2 separate regions of the Homo sapiens genome follow, and region 2 is linked to region 1. A link is an interaction called in ENCODE POLR2A ChIA-PET data of the cell type or tissue named here. Cell type or tissue: K562. All regions are shown on one strand. Each heading gives the region's core, and the rest is flanking DNA. Links, peaks and the distances in the headings are about the cores only. Region 1 overlaps SELENOT (selenoprotein T). Region 2 overlaps LOC101928105 (a long non-coding RNA gene).

Evidence for each region. ChIA-PET counts read pairs that join two places held together with the same protein. Peaks named below come from ENCODE experiments on the same cell type or tissue, not always from the same donor. Only the 100,000 strongest peaks of a DNase experiment are listed, where the experiment ranks them.
Region 2: POLR2A ChIA-PET joins it to region 1 with 5 read pairs; 5 of 35 experiments call an interaction of 5 or more read pairs at or near these places.

The regions. Positions count from the first base shown.
Region 1 is chr3:150,611,254-150,621,318 of GRCh38, forward strand. The region is part of intron 1 of SELENOT (selenoprotein T); the gene reads left to right. It also overlaps the pseudogene SAP30P1. Among named protein-coding and RNA genes, the nearest start is that of SELENOT, 13 kb to the left of the region's middle. In K562, for the core only: no CTCF peak of the experiment used is centred there; no DNase peak of the experiment used is centred there.
Region 2 is chr3:150,724,903-150,734,967 of GRCh38, forward strand. It overlaps LOC101928105 (a long non-coding RNA gene), which reads right to left. Exons shown (of 3, transcript NR_121657.1): 3 at 9,569-9,962. Among named protein-coding and RNA genes, the nearest start is that of ERICH6, 26 kb to the left of the region's middle. RefSeq lists enhancers at 252-753, 754-1,253, 2,498-2,997 and cis regulatory regions at 4,763-5,155, 8,404-9,095. In K562, for the core only: a CTCF peak has its summit at 8,593; DNase peaks (open chromatin) are centred at 2,139, 3,059, 4,939, 8,729 and 1 weaker place.

The DNA of each region.
Region 1 (10,065 bases), core at 997-8,996:
CACATCTAGTGAACACCACTATCAACCTTGAGATCTGATTTGTTCTTGTCATTCTTCACTGATTAGATGAAATATGTTAAGGTGTCTTTTTCACTCACTGGAATAGACCTAAAGTGGCAACCAACTATCTCAACAAGTTGTGCTTTATTAAGTCCTGGTCTGGTTGGTGGCTTTAAGTGTCTTTTGTATCTCCTAAGTGTATTTACTTGTAATTGGTATAAATCAACCTCTGGGGTATCGAAATCTTGAACAGGTGAATCACCTCCATCATCATCACTCCCTTTTCTCTTTCTTCTGTTTCGAATACTCTGAATTAAGTTTTTATGATAATCACATATGTAAAGATGCCTGCGCTCTTATCCAGCTCGATCTTCACCTTCTGGGATATGCTCTTCTGGATCCTCTTGCTGAAGCTGGCGTTGCCTGCTGCCCGACCGCACCGCTCACCATCCTCCGCAGGCAGCACAGTTGCCAGGAGCCCGGCCTGGCCGCCCCCAGGGGCCCAGCCGCTGAGACCGCCCCTGCGCCCGGCCCCTCAGCCCCGATTTCCCGGACGAGGCACTGGCGACCACAGCGGCCACTGCGGCTGCCGCCTCCCCACTGCCCAGGCGTGAAGCCGTTCATGTCTCCGAGCTCCGGGGTACCGGCGCTGACAGAAATCCCCACTCTCCTGGCCGCTCCGTCGGCGGCAGTTCACTCTGCACACCAAGTTAGCTGCATGGCAGAACACCAACTGGGCCTGCTGCTGCTGGCGCCGAAACAGTGGACAGTGCCGAGGGCCGGGACTCAGAGTCGAGCGTCTCCTGGAATGGAGACCCAGCTCACTGTTACATGGGGTCTTCAGCTTTTTTTTTTTTTGAGACAGAATCTCGCTCTGTCGCCCAGGCTGGAGTGCGGTGGCGCAATCTTGGCTCACCGTAACCTCCGCCTCCCGGCTCAAGCTATTCTCCTGCCTCAGTCTCCTGAGTAGCTGGGATTACAGGCGCCCGCCACCGCACCCAGCTAATTTTTGTATTTTTAGTAGAGACAGGGTTTCGGCATGTTTATCAGGCTGGTCTCAAACTCCTGACCCTAAGTGATTGGCCCTCCTCGGCCTCCCAAAGTGCTGGGATTACAGGTGTGAGCCACCATGCCCGGCTATATATATATATTTTTAATGTTGGTCATTCTTTCTAATGTTAAGACATATCCTTTGAGGATAATTAGATTTTGGTGTCATGTAATTTGGGTGGTATCACATAATTTCGTTCATATTCTGGATCTGCCACCTATTAGTTATATGACTAAAACAAGTTAACCTATCTGAGTCTATTTGCTCAATTATAAAGTGGGCATGATAGAACTTCACAGGATTGTCTTGAGGGTTTAATAAGAATATAGCTAGCTAGCTAGTTTGTTCAAGGACATAAGTATCTGATAAATCTTAATGTTTCCCCTGTTGGTGAGTCAGAACAGAAATAAGAGTTGAAACTGCTGGTAAGCCTATTTTATCCATCTTCTTATTTTGCCCATAGTTAAAAAGCCACTTTTGTTATATTCTGCACTAACTTCCAAAGTTCATTTTGTTTTAGCTTTTATTCTTTTAATTAGACATATTGTCTAAAACCAAAAAGTCATGTTTCTGAAGCAGAGTTTTTAAAAGATACTTTATATTTCTCATTAAGATTGTGACTAGACAGAATCCTTCCCCACACACAAACTCCAGCTTATCTATTTTTCAATATCTAAGTTAGAGTTCTTGGCACTATTCACATTTTTACTGTACCTTCTTGAAGATGAAAGAGTCCGAAAGATTTAAAGATTTTTGAGCAGAATTAGACATAAAAAACTGTCATAGTTTGGTGTTGCTATAATAGAATATCACAGACAAGGTAATTTATAAAGAAAAATTTCTTTCTCATAGTTCTGGAGGCTGGGAAGTCCACTGTCAAGGTGCTGGCATTTGGTGAGGGCCTTCTTGCTGAGTCAGCTCATGGTGGAAGGTCAAAGAGAGGGCAAGCGAAAGCAGGTGATTGAACTTGCAGCCTCACCTCCCATTAGACCCTGCCTCCCAACAGTGTTGCATTAGGATTATTTTCATCCTATGCTTTTTGTAGGACATATTCAAACCATACATAGCACAACATACTTGTTAAAATTTTAAATCACTGTTAAAGCATGTTTCTTTGTTATATGTGGAAAGCATTGCCTAGTAATAACTTACTAGTCTTAAGGTAGTTTTCTGAAAAAAAATATGAGTGGACGTAGTACAAACATCTTAATACATTTTTTGATTTGTTTCGTGGAGTGTTATGTGATATAAATTGCAGTTGCACAAAAGTGAATAAAGGAAGATAATTGTAAAATCTGATGCAGCAAAGGTTAAATACTTTAGGGACATTCTCTTCACTAAATTATGCAGAAGATGGGAACTTTTTTTTTTTTTTTTTTTTTTTTTTTTAGAGAAAAAGACCCAGAGATGATTGAGAGGTTCAGGTTAATTAACATGACGGTGCATTCATCTCATTAGGTTCCCTAAGATTCTCAACACATGGTGTGTTGGCCACTTGATTGATTCACAGGTTTTTTGGAGAGAGGATCTTTGCAAGATAGCTCTTCTGCTCTTGAAGACTGGCAGTAGTTACAGGTAGAGATAGATATGTTACTGGTTTTGTACAAGATGCAAAAGATAAGTGGTAGTGAAGCCACCCTGGCCACAGGAGAAAGCACATGCAGGAGAAAGCACATTCATCAAGAGACAGTACATTTTAGGTTTATTTTTTTTTTTAATCCAAGGCTTTGGGATCAAGAGAAGGTAAGGTGCTATTGAACAGTTTTGAGTAGTGGCACCACAGTGCCAGAAAAAGATAAACTGGGCTTATAGACGCTGTTATAATAAACATTATAAAATGAAAATGCTAACAAGTACAAAGAAAATGGATACATAAAACTTTTATTCAAGTTAGCTGGCTATTCTGTTGGAGATTCTTAGGAGCTGTGAATGGAGGCAGGTAGGGGATGACTAGTGAGAGGAAGCTCAAGTGAGGCACATCCTTCCTATTAGTAATTCTTAGAAGCTACAGATTAGCTTGTCAGATTTAAAATGTTAGTCAAAATAAATATACCTGAGGTTTCTTGATTGGAAAAGCAGGTCAGATGTGACTAGAAATGGAGGTGGGTTTTTTTTTTTTTTAATGGAGGATTTTAGAAGGCAATAGTGTAGAATTTAGAGCTAGAAAGGATCTTACACATGAAAATACGAAAAGTAGACTTTGTAGGTTTATCTAAGATTTTTATTTAGTGACAGAGCTAGAACTAGGATCCAGGGTTTCTCTTTCATGGTTAGTTCAGCTAGGAAGAATATTTAAAGAAGCCAGGGTAATTAAGATGAACCTTGATAGGTATAGGAAAGAGGTAAGAGAACAAAAATCCAGTAGGTAAGAAGATGGAAGAACTTTAAAATCATTTTTATAAGAAATAGATATTATTTATTTAGAATTTATGAGATGTTTCACAGAGGGCTTGAAGTGGGAAAATAATTGAAATTATATAGACCATATAAATACTTCTATAAAACATTTGTTAAAATTGATTCTATAATTCATTGTCATTTTATTTATTTATTTATTATTATTTTTTATTATTATTATACTTTAAGTTTTAGGGTACATGTGCACATTGTGCAGGTTAGTTACATACGTATACATGTGCCATGCTGGTGTGCTGCACCCACTAACTCGTCATCTAGCATTAGGTATATCTCCCAATGCTATCCCTCCCCCCTCCCCCCACCCCACAATGGTCCCCAGAGTGTGATGTTCCCCTTCCTGTGTCCATGTGATCTCATTGTTCAATTCCCACCTATGAGTGAGAATATGCGGTGTTTGGTTTTTTGTTCTTGCAATAGTTTACTGAGAATGATGGTTTCCAATTTCATCCATGTCCCTACAAAGGACATGAATGCATCATTTTTTATGGCTGCATAGTATTCCAAGGTGTATATGTGCCACATTTTCTTACTCCAGTCTATCATTGTTGGACATTTGGGTTGGTTCCAAGTCTTTGCTATTGTGAATAATGCCGCAATAAACATACGTGTGCATGTGTCTTTATAGCAGCATGATTTATAGTCCTTTGGGTATATACCCAGTAATGGGATGGCTGGGTCAAATGGTATTTCTAGTTCTAGATCCCTGAGGAATCGCCACACTGACTTCCACAATGGTTGAACTAGTTTACAGTCCCACCAACAGTGTAAAAGTGTTCTTATTTCTCCACATCCTCTCCAGCACCTGTTGTTTCAGATTTCCTATACACCAACAACAGACAAACAGAGAGCCAAATCATGAGTGAACTCCCATTCACAATTGCTTCAAAGAGAATAAAATACCTAGGAATCCAACTTACAAGGGATGTGAAGAACCTCTTCAAGGAGAACTACAAACCACTGCTCAAGGAAATAAAAGAGGATACAAACAAATGGAAGAACATTCCATGCTCATGGGTAGGAAGAATAAATATCGTGAAAATGGCCATACTGCCCAAGGTAATTTACAGATTCAATGCCATCCCCATCAAGCTACCAATGCCTTTCTTCACAGAATTGGAAAAAACTACTTTAAAGTTCATATGGAACCAAAAAAGAGCCCGCATCACCAAGTCAATCCTAAGCCAAAAGAACAAAGCTGGAGGCATCACACTGCCTGACTTCAAACTATACTACAAGGCTACAGTAACCAAAACAGCATGGTACTGGTACCAAAACAGAGATATAGATCAATGGAACAGAACAGAGCCCTCAGAAATGATGCCGCATATCTACAACTATCTGATCTTTGACAAACCTGAGAAAAACAAGCAATGGGGAAAGGATTCCCTATTTAATAAATGGTGCTGGGAAAATTGGCTAGCCATATGTAGAAAGCTGAAACTGGATCCCTTCCTTACACCTTATACAAAAATCAATTCAAGATGGATTAAAGACTTAAACATTAGACCTAAAACCATAAAAACCCTAGAAGAAAACCTAGGCATTACCATTCAGGACATAGGCATGGGCAAGGACTTCATGTCTAAAACACCAAAAGCAATGGCAACAAAAGCCAAAATTGACAAATGGGATCTAATTAAACTAAAGAGCTTCTGCACAGCAAAAGAAACTACCATCAGAGTGAACAGGCAACCTACAAAATGGGAGAAAATTTTCACAACCTACTCATCTGACAAAGGGCTAATATCCAGAATCTACAATGAACTCAAACAAATTTACAAGAAAAAAACAAACAACCCCATCAAAAAGTGGGCAAAGGACATGAACAGACACTTCTCAAAAGAAGACATTTATGTAGCCAAAAAACACATGAAAAAATGCTTACCATCACTGGCCATCAGAGAAATGCAAATCAAAACCACAATGAGATACCATCTCACACCAGTTAGAATGGCAGTCATTAAAAAGTCAGAAATTCATTGTCATTTAAATAAAGTGGGCCTGTGTCAATATTAATCAAGTGCTATTTGAATGTCTACTTTCAAGTAGCTGGGACTACAGGTGCATGCCACCATGCCCAGCTAATTTTTGTATTTCTTGTAGAGACGAGGTTTTACCGTGTTACTCAGGCTGGTTTCAAACTCCTGAGCTCAAGCAATACACCTCCTGCCTTGGCCTCCCAAAGTGCTGGGATTACAGGCGTAAGCCACTGCACCCAGCCAAAGTGAGAAATGGTTTTACACAGGTGAATACTATGATGGAATCTACACTCAGGCAGCTGAACTGATTGGAGGAAGGATAGGTAGAAAGCAGCATACCAATTATTATAATAGTTGAAAGGCAGCTATGGGCATGTGGTGGTAAGCCCAGTTGTAATAGAAAAAGCAAATAACAGCTGAGTTGGAGGACTGTTTTAAGAGAAGCAGGCTGGATATGTAAGGAAAATTATATTCAGAGTGCATTTGTTTCTCTCAGTCTGTGTTCCTTTTTTTCTCATCTCTTGCCAACCTGTGTTTCTTATAACTAGTCTTAAATCTTTTCTCTTATTTAGTAATGATGGAAATGCTAAAAAAAAATTTTTGTTTTAACAAATTGAGGAAAGGCATGGTAACTCATGCCTATAATCCTAGCACTTTGGGAGGCCGAAGCGGGAGGATCACTTGAGGCCAGGAGTTTGAAACCACCCTGGGCAACATAGTGAGATCTCATCTCAACAAAAAATTTAAAAATAGCTGGGCATGGTGGCACATGCCTATAGTACCAGTTATTGAGGAGACTGAGGCAGAAGGATTGCTTATTTCCTGTTTATCTTGTACTTTTACCTGTTGGTTGTAGATTGATTTCAGGTGACATTTGAATAAACCCAATAAAGAAGCCAGGACCCTCCACGTCTTAGAAGCCACGTTAGGCTCATTTTGTGTGTATTTCTACACTGGTAGACACTGTAATGCTCTAAGAGTGCTGCAGCTGTAAGAGAAATCACCTGGTCTCATATAATATAGTTCCTTAACCTGATAAGCTACTACTTGTGTAGTGTTGTTTATGCAACTTAAAAAAAAACAAAAAAAAACTGAGCACGCTTTTTATCTTCATTCAAAGTGTTTGCAACTGTTTTTGTTTGGTTTGGTTTGGTTTGGTTTTTGACAGTCTCACTGTCTCCCAGGCTGGAGTGCTGGAGTGCAGGAGTGCAGTGGTGCGGTATTGGCTCACTGCAACCCCCGCCTCCTGGGTTGAAGTGATTCTCATGCCTCAGCCTCCCAAGTAGCTGGGACTACAGGCACGCGCCACCATGCCCTGCTAATTTTTATATTTTTAGTAGAGACAGAGTTTCACCATGTTGGCCAGGCTGGTCTCAAACTCCTGACCTCAGGTGATCCACCCGCCTCAGCCTCCCAAAGTGCTAGGATTACAGCACTGCACTGGCCGATAGTCACTTTTTAAAATCCCAGTTCTTCATTTCTAGAGAAGGAACTCTGTTTGGATCTTCTTGTTACAGGTTTGTATTTCTGGAACATCAGCTATGACAAGGAATTAGGCCTCGTTGTGTAAATGGGACCCAATGCTATGCGTGGATGGCTATTGTGAATCAAACGAGAGAGTGAATTGGAGAGATTGTGAAAATAGAAAACCACAAACAAGTATTTATTTTGTAACAATAAATATCTGAGATCTTGTTCATGTTGTCTTTTAATGAGGATGCGAGAGATTGGGGTTTATGATGGGCCTAGGTTTGATATAAGTAGGCATTTGACTCCAATTAGCAGCAAATGTAATAGAGAAGGTGAAAGTGGAATGGTTGGCACTATGAATTAGGACACTGAACACATACTGCTCTGTCATCCAGGCTGGAATGCAGTAGTGTGATCTCGGCTCTCTGTAGCCTTGACTTCTTAGACTCAAATGATCCTCCCACCTCAGCCTCCCCAGTAGCTGGTACTTCAGATACGTGGTACCATACCTGGCTAATTTTTTCTTTTTTTTTGTAGAGATGGAGTCTCACTGTATTGCCTAGGCTGGTCTTGAACTCCTGGGATCAAGTGAACCTCCTGCCTCAGCCTCCCAAAGTGCTGGGATTACAGATGTGAGCCACGATGCCCAGCCTATGATAGACTTTAAAAAGCACAAAACCAATTTGAAATAGCATGGACAAGAGATTTTGCTGTATTTTCGAAATTTCCTTTCTGTTCTGCATAGATCATCTAATATGTAAGCAAGATCTTCTTTTAGAAAAGTACTGTTTCCAAAATATTTTAAATCAAGCAATTGCAACAGTTGATTCCGTATAGTAAGGTATATCTGTGTTACTAGAAAGGGATTTGCAAAGTGATAGCACTTAAACTTAAGATTTCTTAGCCGGGTGTGGTGGTGGGCGCCTGTAGTCTCAGCTACTGGGGAAGCTGAGGCAGGAGAATGGCGTGAACCCGGGAGGCGGAGCTTGCAGTGAGCCGAGATCGCGCCACTGCACTCCAGCCTGGGCGACAGAGCGAGACTCCGTCTCAAAAAAAAAAAAAAAAAAGATTTCTTTTTGGCTAGGCATGGTGGCTCACGCCTGTAATCCCAGCACTTTGGGAAGCCGAGGCGGGTGGATCATGAGGTCAGGAATTCGAGACCAGCCTCGCCAACATGGTGAAACCCCATCTCTACTAAAAATACAAAAAAAAAAATTAGCTGGGCACGGCGGCGGGCGCCTGTAATCCCAGCTATTCAGGAGACTGAGGCAGGTGAATCGCTTGAATGCGGGAGGCGGAGTTTGCAGTGAGCCGAGATCGCGCCACTGCACGCTAGCCTGGGCAACAGAGTGAGACTGTCTCAAAAAAAAGAAAGATTTCTTTTCAGGAGTTAGGTTTAATTCCTGAGGACATTTAGTCCGGAGCAGAAGGATAGGCAGCTGATGCAGCATTTTTAGTGTGTTCATATACTTATTTGGAGGTGTACTGAGAGAGGCAGTTTTAACTCATTGACCCAAAAAGAGTGGAATAATTTGAAAGAAATGGGTGAGATGGTAGAGGTGATGGTTACTAGCTCTTTACCATGTATACCTTTAACATTTGTCCACCTTGGTATGTTACATTTTGGAAGACATCTGTTAGCAGTAGTGATTGCTGCTTCACAACAGAAAAATTATTTTAGGGAAAGCAATTATATAGGAAAAAGGGTTCCTTGGTTTTCACAAGTCTGGAAGCAAATATAAGGAGGAATATGCATAAGTAAACTTGTCTAAAAGTATGATGTGGCTATCTTATAAACTGCTTTATTTTTCAGAAGTAAGGAAAGTTCAGTTTTAAAGTCCTTTTTGGAATCAGATTATTAGCTAAATTCTATTTGGAGTTTCACACAAAGGTCTAAGACTTAACTGAAGATTTAGGGCCTGATGAACCAAGTAGATTTATGCTTCTAAACACATTAGCCAGAAAAGTGGGTAACTATAGGGGGAATCTGACTGTTAGTTCAGCCTGCGCATATGCACATCTCTAGTTGAGTCTCTTAGGGTTTCCCTTAAGGGACTTCTTGGGGCTCATAAGCTTGGTCTTCTCAGAAGAATCTCTATATCTTCATCATGGAAAAACCCAGGAGGCCAATTGTATAGGTACCCGATGGTGGCATTGTGGACAAAGGGAACTTACTTCCTGGACATATGAAGGATAGCTCTTGAATCATCTAATTGTTAAATTTGGGGTCTAGTGGAAAGGGCCTAGGACCCCAAATCACAAAGACTGTGTTCTGGTCCCATCCCTGGCACTCAGTGAGGACAGGACCGTATCTGTGTTACTCACCACTAAATACTCACTGCCTGCTACAGTGCTTACCATGTAATAAATAGGCGTTCAGTAAATATTTGAGTGAGTGAAATAATACATTGGATGCATAACTTCGGAAAAGTCACGTTATCTCTCTGGGTTTCATTTTTCCCCCGTTCATCTATAAAATACAAGTTTTGACTAACCAAGTCTCTAGTTCTCAAATTACTGCATTAAAAGTTAGAAAGATACAATTATTTTAGATAATCAACTCCATTGTAAACACCAGTGCAAACTTGGGCATTGATATCAGGTGGCATTTCTTGGTTTTAAGGTAGTTAGGCTTATAGGTTATCTAGATTATTTTTGTAAAACAAAAGCAATATTAAACATTTTTTTATATTTGCCTTTGCTTTTTTGGTATAAAGAAAAGATTAATACATTTTTTTGCAGAGAAAGCAATTGTGGCAGAATATTAATATGTGATGAATCTAGATGAAGTGTTTATGTAAGATCTTTATACTAATATTACAACTTTTCTGTAAATTTGAAATTATATTAAATTAGTAATTTGAACTCAGAAAAGCCCAGCATGTAGTGAGAAAGAATAAAAAGTACAACAATGGTAATAATAAAACATTAGGTGGATGTTAAGGATAGTATTTGGAGATTCATAAGTTCACTTAAGTATAGAGATTTGTATCTCTTTGCGAAATATTTAGACTTGTAAGGGACATTCATTCTAAATGTAAAGGAAATATTCACTGTAAAGAAAGACTGGTGAATTTCTCACTTACCGTTCCCTCACACCCCCCCCAAAAAACACAGGTTTTCTTAAATTGAGATCTACTAACATTT
Region 2 (10,065 bases), core at 828-8,827, 110 kb after region 1:
TGGGGAAACAACAGTCACCACCCTATTTGCTGTTTTTTGATGATGTTCCTTGCTCTTCATCTATTCAGTTCTTTAATACTTGCCTGGGGAACATCTAGTGTGCTCCTGGTCTGGGAAAGGGCCCTAAAATATAAAACGGAATCAGTCACAGGCCTTGCTCTTGAGGAGTTCTTGGTTTAAGAGAGAGAGAGAACAGACAGCTTAAAAAAAAAAAAAGTCAGTGTATCACAAGGTGAATGCTGTTCCAGAGAACCAGGAAGGAAGAACACAGGAGACAGGACAGCTGATCTGGCTTGGGGTATCTGAGGAGGTTTTCTCAGGAGCGTCTTTTAAAGGATGAACAGGAAGTAGTTTACAGGAACAAGGTGGGAAAAGACCTTCTGGGCTGAGAGACTAGTCTGGGCAGAGACACAGAGTCGTGAAAGAACTCGGTATGTTTGTGAACTGTGGGAAGTTCAGGGAGACTGGAGCGGAGGGTGCCTTAGGAATGTGCTATAGAGGAGTCTGTCAAGACCTGGGTGCCTGCTACACTCCGAGAGGTCAGCGAACGGGCCCTCACTGGCTTCTTTTGCGTTGATGGCCTGGTCTGTATTTCTGCACTAGGTGGCCCTCTCATTGTCGCCATGACTGCTGGCCAGTGGACACCTGCAGGAATGGACTTGGGGTAGGCCTGAGGCCCCAGTCTGCTGGGGTGCTCCTGGGAAACTGAGTCTCGCCTCGCCTAGTCTCATGGTAATGTGCAAGGGTTGTTTTGCATCAGCTTCTTGCCACTGGGGCGAGCCAGCAAGCAGCCAGAGCTTCCAGCACAGCCGGAAGGGGCTGGGAGGGTGTATCCACTTCCCCACCCACTAGAAGAATGTGTCTACCTTTGCCTGGGAGCAGGCTGTGCAATCTCCTGCTCGTGTGTGTCTCTGTTTACTTTGCCATGAAACAATCCTGTGTGGGTCTGCTGGTGTCTTCCCTCCCATTGACCCCTATATCTCGTCGGGTAACCATGCATCTCCTGACTCAGGGAAAAGACAGTGACTTTTTAAATATTTATTAATTAATTAATTAATTTTTTTTTTTTTTTAGAGACAGGTTCTTGCTCTGTCACCCAGGCTGGAAGTTCAGTGGCATGATCATAGCTCACCGCAGCCTTGGACTCCTGGACACAGTGATCCTTCCACCTCCTGAGTAGCTGGGACTATAGGCACACACCACTATGCCCAGTTACTTTTGTTTTGTAGAGACAGGGTCTCGCTATATTGCCCAGGCTGGTCTTGAACTCCTGGCCTCAAGTGATCCCTGCCTCAGCCTCCCAAAATGTTGGGATGACAGGTGGGAGCCACTGCACCCTGCTGAGACCAGTGACTTTTAAAGTCGACTAGTGGCTGTCCGAATCAAGTGGTCCCCTCTTTGGCAGTAGTTGGTAAGGAGTAGAAATCAAAGGATACACAGAGAAGATGCTAGGCAGAAGTAGTGAGGATTGGAGGAGAGCAGAGAGAAGCAGGGTGCTGGCAGCAGGAGAAGCAGACTGAATGTGGCTGAGTAACACCGATGTGCCAACACCAGCGGCTAGGAGATAGTGAGGCTTCAGACCCCAGTGGGGCCTGGTGAGATTTCCATTTCTGAACTACACTCCAGAGTGCCAGAAACCTGCTGGTGTGGCTGGTCCTGTGCTCCAGGAAGTGAAAATAGACACGCACTTTCCTATTCCTGTACATATCCTAACACGGAGTAGCGTCAGCAGAGACACTGCCTGGCCATGCTACTTCCCACCATGTAAACTTGAGTAAGTAACTGAGCACTCTTTCTCAGGTTCCTCACTTGTAAACTGGGCTGTTACTGGTGTCTGCTTCATAGGGTTGTTTTGATGCTTGAATGAGTTAATGGGCATAAGATGTGGAGAAGGGCCTGCTGGTGCATATGAAGTACTCAGTAAGCAGGTAGCGGTCTGGGTCTGGGCAGGACACCCAAATTGGGTAACTGAGGAGAGGCTGAGAGACTATTTACAAAAGTATAGGTCAGATGAAGGGACAAAGGATGGTGGAACACCATGGGCTATAACTGGCTGAGAAGTCTTTAGTACTCCTAGGCCTGATGAGGCGAAGGGAGGAAGTAGTTATCAGACACCCAGCAGCCTCAAAACAGGGTGACAGGGCAGGAACTGTGGGGGTCTGGACAAGAGTGCAGCTGGGCCAACCTGGCCCTACAGGGCAGGAGTGGAAAGCATGCATACTCTTAAGACTTCTCCCTAACTCTGATCTCCTGCCCATGATACCCAAAGGCCAATCTGATTGGAGGCCAAAGGATGAGGCTGTTAGGTGGTTACAAAACGCAGTGGTCAGCCTGCCAGGCCCAGAGCAGTTGGTGAGGCATGGAGCAGGGATCTAGGAGCCACTGCAGCCTCTCTAGCACAAATGTCGCCAGTGTTGGCTGCAGTATTGTTATTACAATAGAGGCCTTTCACTTGAGGCCTTGACCGAGTTGCCATTCCTTGCAAACAAAAGAGCCTTACAGAGGCCGGGCACGGTGGCTCATGCCCGAAATCCCAGCTCTTTTGGAGGCCGAGGTGGGTGGATCACATGAGGTCAGGAGTTCGAGACCAGCCTGGCCAACATGGTGAGACCTCGTCTGTACTAAAAATACAAAAATTAGCCAGGCGTTGTCGCAGGCACCTGTAATCCCAGCTACTAGGGAAGCTGAGGCAGGAGAATCACTTGAACCCAGGAGGCGGAGGTTGCAGTGAGCTAATGCCACTGCACTCCAGCGTGGGCGACAAGAGCAAGGCTTCATCACCCCCCCGCCCCGAAAAAAAAAAGACTAACAGAGAAGAGCAACGGGAGCTCTGCAGGGAGACCTAGGGGACCACGCCATTCCCGTGGTCATCATCAGGTACTCTGTTTACCAGCTCTACTCTGTTTACCAGTCTCCCGCACTAGCTGGGAAAAGCTCTCTGGGGCAGGGCAGAAGTCTTTTCCTCTTTATAACCAGAGTGTCCAGCAGAACCAGGGACTTGTCACTGAGGGCTCTGTTGAGGTTTAAGGAACCCCTAAGAACCTGCTGCTCCAGCAGATAGGAGAGGGAAGCACTTAGGGCCTTAGGGGAGAACGCTGAGTCAGGGAACAGTGTGTGCTGCTGTTGCGTGTGTGTGCTTGTGAACATTCACATTTTATACACGTCAGAGAGAAAGTTGAAGGCATTGCCTGTTTTGGGCTGAGGAGGCCAGGCCCCAGATGAGGCTTCTCCCTGGAGCCCCTCTTTTGTCAGCTCCCATTTGTGCCAGGCCCTGGGCTTCCCTGGATCTCACAACTCATTGCAACCCTGTGGAGTTGGCAGCGTGCCTGTTTTATGGACAAGGACGCTGAGGCCAATGAATTCACAAAGGTAGCGGTAATTAGAAGTGTCTGAATTTGAGCCCAGATATGGCTTGAAAGCCTGAGTTCTTTTATTTTTTGAGGGGAAGTCTTGCTCTGTCGCCCAGGCTGGAGTACAGTGGCATGTTCTCGGCTCACTGCAACCTCCGCCTCCTGGGTTCAAGCAATTCTCCTGCCTCAGCGTCCTGGGTAGCTGGGATTACAGGTGCCTGCCACCACGCCCAGCTAATTTTTGTATTTTTAGTAGAGATGGGGTTTTGCCATGTTGGTCAGGCTGGTCTCAAACTCCTGACCTCAAGTGATCTGCCCACCTCTGCCTCCCAAAGTGTTGGGATTACAGGCGTGAGCCACCGTGCCTAGCCAGCCTGAGTTCTTAATCATTGAGCTAGTGTTTCCCAGTGGAGATACTGCAGGTCATCATTTGAATTTTTGTCACTTCTGTGTATTTCCTGTTTATCATTTACTTAACATTTTTCTCGAAATTGTCTTTTTTGGTACTTTAAACAAGTTTACTTGAAAAGGAAACTGTATCACTACCATAAATGGAGAGCTAGAATCACCTACTGTAAATAGAAGGTATCATAAATATAAACACAAAGGAATTCTTGGTCTCCAGCGTGGCCAACTCCAAATTCTAGAGCAGAATGATTTTGAAGTAACTCCATTCCTTTTAATTGCTTCGTTGCCTTGAGAGGCCTCTCTCTCCTCTATCTGTCTGGGCTCTAAGATGTGTAAAATTGGATTTGATCAGATTGTAGCCAGAGGTGTGCTGGTAAATGTTTAACAACTGGTGCTCCAGAAATTAAATTTTTTTTTAACACATGCAAGTGTCAGATAAATCTTACTGATATAAAGGAATTGTAGCACCCAATGTACAAATAATAAGAAATTATACAGTATTCTAAACTGTAAATTCCATATAGCTTATTGATTCCCTCAGAATGTTTTCATTGCTTTTTGCTGAACCGTTGTATCTGAACCTTGTATTTTGCTGAACCCTTGGCATATATTGTATGCCAACCTGTGGTTGATATTGACAAACAAGCAATTATGACATAAATGCTGGTTGGTACCAGTAAGATTAAAATGAAGAAGCCTTAACTTTCAGATGTTTGTCAAAATTTCACTGGTTCATCAGTGTCATCAATGATGTGAGTGACTTCTTTATTGATTTGGGCAGTAGTTTTTGACTGCTAGAAAAATATTTCTTCAACTTTTTTTTCTATTTGCAATGTAATGGTTCCAAGTATGACATAATTCTAAGTTAAAGCTCTATTATTAACATTTTCGTCATCATTTTCTTAAGTCTAGACAACAACTAATAAATCAAGCCCCAATTTGTTGCTTTTGCCACTTTCTAAGTACTAAATACTGCTACTGTTAAATATATACTGTTAAATATAATACTGTTAAATATAACTTATTTAATTATAAATCTAGAATTTAATTTTTAATAATAGCTGTGTTTATCAACTGGCTCTCAAGATTCCTAAACATTTGACTGTTGCAAGTTGGTATGTGCCGGCTCCTGTGTGCCACTGATTATGGCCCTTATCTTGAAACCAGGCAAGCTGCATATGTTCCCCTTGTGGAGTCACCATCCAGAATAATTTCTACTCTTTTTAGACATGAACACGCCGCTGTGCTCTGCTCCAATAAAATAGCAAAGTTTTTCTCTCCTCGCACTTTCTCACCTCAGCTCCTACTTTCCTTCCCCGGACTCCGCTCCCTGGATATTCCTTGAACACACGAGACATGCACACCTCAGGGCCTTTGGACTTGTTATTTCCCCTGCCTAGAATGTTTTTCCTCCAATTAGCTGCATGTTTCATTCCCTCACCTCCGTCAAGCATTTGCTCAAATATCACTCTGTTTATAACTGCGATCCCTCCTCTCCCCTACTCCCCTACTGACCATCCCTTCTACCTGCTTTATTTTTCTCCATAGCATTGACTATCTTCAATGTATTATACTGTATAAAATCTTTGCATATATTTTGTTTATTGCCTTCTTCTCTCCATGACAATGTAAGCAACACAAAGGCTAGAGGTTTTTTGCTTGTTTGTTTTATTTTGTTTTGAAGACAGGGTCTCACTCTGTCACCCAGGCTGGAGTTGCAGTGGTGAAATCTCAGCTCATTGCAACCTCCACCTCCTGGGTTCAAGCAATTCTTGTGCCTCAGCCTCCTGAGTAGCTGGGACTACAGGCTTGTACCACCACGCTTGGCTAATTTTTTTTTGTAGTTTTAGTTGAGACTGGGTTTCACCATGTTGGCCAGTCTGGTCTCAAACTCCTGGCTTCAAGTGACCTGCCAGCCTTGGCCTGCCAGAATGCTGTGATTACAGGTATGAGCCACCATGCCCAGCCAAGGGCTAGAGTTTTTGTACATTTTGCTGGATCCTTTGTGTATGGAACAGTACCTGGCATAGTGTAGGGAAGCAGTATGTATATATGTGTGTTGGATAAATGAATGAATATATAATATGTAATATATAATAGAAACATTCTTACATTGCCTCTGATGAAATGCTTATGTCTCTTTTAATCTATAGATTCTCCTTCTATCTCTTTTGCTTTCTTGAAATTATTTATTGAAGAACCCAGGTTCCCCATAGCAGAGTTTCCTATAGTCTCATTGCAGCCCAAGAATATAATCTGCTCAGATTCAGATTTGATTTTCCTTTTTACAAGACTGCTTCAAACCAACCAGGGAACTATTGGGGAAAAAACCCTGATGGCTTCATAGTTGATGGTGGTGATGGGTACATCTATAACACAAAGGACAGTGTCTGTCTGTCATGTAAATTTTTATATATATATACACACACACACACATGCATGAGGCAGGGATCCAACTTCATTCTTTTGCATGTGAATATCCAGTTGTCCCATTTGTTGAAACAATTATTCTTTCTCCATTGAATTATCTTGACACTCTTGTCTAAAAAAGGGAAGATTTTAAATTAGATTTGTGTGACCAGATTTGCTTCTTTCATAACTTATTTTGGTGGAAACATTGAGAATTCTAGTCAACATCTATTCAGCTCCAGGGTAGAAAATCCATTCAAACTGGCTCAAGTTTGAATAACGGGGGCTCCTACTGCCTAGACTGTGGTCTTGAATCATTGTTTCACACTAAAGAAATCAAGGTTCCTTGAAGACATCGTTGATTACATGTTGAGTGCAGGAAAAGAACAAGATGAGCCTGGAACATCAGAGGCTATTTGTGATCATGTCAAAAGCACTCAGGAACCAAGCTGAATATGCATTTGTCAGGCCAAGATGGAATGATATGAGTATCAACAAGGATAATAATGGCAATGAATTGAAATACATAAAAAAGTTAAAATCCATGAATTCATAATGATATTCTTTTTTTTAAGAGACATAATGATTTTTAGTTTTTGAGACAGGGTCTTGCTCTGTCATCCAGGCTGGAGTGCAGTGGTGTGATCTCGGCTCACTGCAACCTCTGTCTCCCAGGTTCAAATGATTCTCCTGCCTCAGCCTCCCAAGTAGCTGGGACTACAGGCATGCACCACCACACCTGGCTAACTTTTGTATTTTTAGTGGAGACGAGGTTTCACCATTTTGGCCAGGCTGGTCTCGAACTCCTGACCTCAGATGATCTGCCTGCCTTGGCCTCCCAAAGTGCTGGGATTACAGGCATGAGCCACCATGCCTGGCCTGCCTGATATATTTTTAAAATGTTACTTCATTGGTTTTATTTTTGGAGGATGCTAGAAAACTACCTCATTGTTTTGAAAACTGATAAAGGAAAATAATCAGGCATTTATGTTATCTTTCCCTTGTAAAATGTACCTTACGGTAAACCAATAGTTGAAAAGAGGAAGTTTGTCACTATAGAAGTTTTCCAGTTCATAAAAAAGGAATGATTTGAAAGATCATTCTGTAATGCCTCACAAGTGAATATGAGCCATCAATGGCCGATAATATCACTAAAAGAGACAGACAGAGTTAGAGGAAGAGAGCAACAGCCATTGTCCTTTGTGTTATAGACATACACATCACTACCATCACCTATGAAGCAGTCTTCTTTTTTTTCCTCCCCAACAGTTCCCTGGTTGGTTTGAAGCAGTCTTATAAAAAGAAAAATCAAATCTGAATCTGATAAAATGATATTCTGGGGTTGCAATGAGACTATAGGAAACTCTGCTATAGGAACCCTGGGTTTTTCAATAAATAACTTCAAGAAAGGAGAAGAGATGGAGGGAGAATCTGTAGATTAAAAAAGACATAAGCATTTTATCAGTAGCAATGTAAGGATCTTATATATGTATCCCAGTTCAAACAGACTGTATATCAACCAGAGAAATGTGACCTCTGACTGGATATTTGATTATATTAAAATTTATAATTTTTATAGATATAAAAACAGTATTGTGAGTATGTTTCAAAGTCCTAATCTTTAGATATTCTATACTGAAACATATACAGATGAAATGATATGATGCCTGGGATTTGATTCAAAGAAATCCACACGTGGATGTAGGTGAGGGTATAGATGCAGGACAGCTGGCCAAGAGTTGATAATGGTTGAAGTTGGTGATAACACATCGAATTCGTTATATTATTCTCCTTCCTTTTGAAAATTTACTAATAAAATGTTTTTTTAAAAGTTATACATCTTGGCTGGGTGCAGTGGTTCACGCCTGTAATCTCAGCAGTTTGGGAGGCTGAGGCGGGTGGATTGCTTGAGGTCAGGAGTTCAAGATCACCCTGGCCAACATGGTGAAACCCTGTATTTACTAAAAATACAAAAATTAGCCGGGCATGGTGGCAGGTGCCTGTAATTCCAGCTACTCGGAGGCTGAGGCAGGAGAATCGCTTGAACCCGGGAGGCGGAGGTTGCAGTGAGCTAAGATGGCACCACTGCACCCCAGCCTGGGCAACAGAGAGAGACTCCATCTCAAAAAAAAAAAAAAAGTTATACATCTTGACAGCAATAATCATAAAATTAAGCAAAATTAGAAGGAGGGAGAAACTTTGTGTGTTACTTTCTTCAATTTTGGTGGTGGGAGTGAATAAATATGGTCTAAAATTGAAAAAAAAAGTGATAAGAAGAATTAATTGTGAAGGCACAGCAGGCTGTCTCCAAGATGCCTCAAAGCAGGAAATGGAGTGTTTCTGGGCTCCCTGGGGAGGGATTAGGACCTGGCAGGGTGGGCGGCAGTGGCTGCTCCCTCCACCCCTAGGGGCCTCTTGCTATCAAGGCTTTTCCTTTGCTAGTGTGCTGACTTTCCAGGGCTGTGTGACTCTGGTGCACACCACTGACTGTCTTTGACTCTCTCAAGAGAATCTGACTGGTGGCTGCTCAGCCAATGAACCGCTGGCCTGGGTAAGGTCTTATCAGCTGTGGCCTGCATTACAAGTTTGTGGGTGTGTGAATTAGTGGGGGGTTTGCATGGGGTGTTCCAGGAACTATGGGCAGGGCAAATTCTCTAGAAGAAGTAGTTTTTATTGTGGACAGGGTTCGTCCTGAAATTTAGCTAGTATGAGGATGGGTTAAAGGATAGATTAGAATTAGGGACCAGACAAGACACTGCTGAACTTTGATATTCACTCGGCACGTTCTACGTGTCTGACCTTGTGTGGGTGTCAGGAACGCGGGAACAAAGGAAGTGTGAGAGAAGAATAGCCCTGAGAAGTGGATGGGAGGTGGACAAGGCTGGACTTAGGCATTGAGTGGTTTGGTCTTGATCCAGGAGAGGCTGATCTCTTGGCACATCCTCCTAACTACCTCAGCCTTGCAAAAACCTACCCAACACCCAAGGCCCAATGCACGCGCTGCTTTCTCCCGGAAGCCTTTTCCAATCCTCTTTTGAACTCCATAGCAATTTGTACGTCCTTGTCTTAACTTGCTTTGCAAACATAGTTGATGTAGTTGTGGTTGCATATTTCATGCTACTGTAAGTTGCCTCTTTGTTTGATGCTTTCAGACTTCTGCTAGACTGTAAAGTCCATATCTGAGTCACTTTTGCAGGCAGCAGGGCTGTTGGAAGGGCTACATTCCTGAGTGTAAATCCCATTTTCACTGCTTACAAGCTGTGTGACTTTGGGCAAGTTACTTAGCCTCTCTGAGCCCCCACCTTCTTGTTTGTTAATGGGAGTGATAATACCCACCTCAAGGTGTTTTGTTTTGAAAATTAAACCATATCAAGGATATAAAGTACAGGACCAAGCACAGGGCAGTTGATTGGTGTGTATTGAATTGAGGAGGAATAACTCGGATCTTGAGGGATGAGCAGCATTAGCATAGTGGGCGAGATAAGGGAAAGGGAAGGGCATGCTCCAAGCTGTTCTCTTCAGTCCCTCCAGGGGAGGGGGCAGCGTGCGGGGCCACACTCTGGACAGGGCAGCTACTCCTCACATTGTCAGCAGAAGCCACTGCAGTTCTAGGACTCAGGCAGCCACACTCTTGTCCAGTGTAATGGAAACTGCCTTCTGAGCTGCATGCACCCTTACTTGATATCAATGTACCAGGGACTCGGATCTGTAACTAGAACAGCACTTACAGCTTGTCTCTCAGGGAAATGGTGTTGGATGGTCCTCAGGAATATTTCTTCCAGGTTTTCATGGAACCTAGAAAAACACCACAGCTTGCTAAGGTGTAAACCTCTCAGATGCCTGGGATGTTCTAGACTGAGCTGCAGCCAGTGCCTTTCTCCTGTTCAGGGCTGGATAT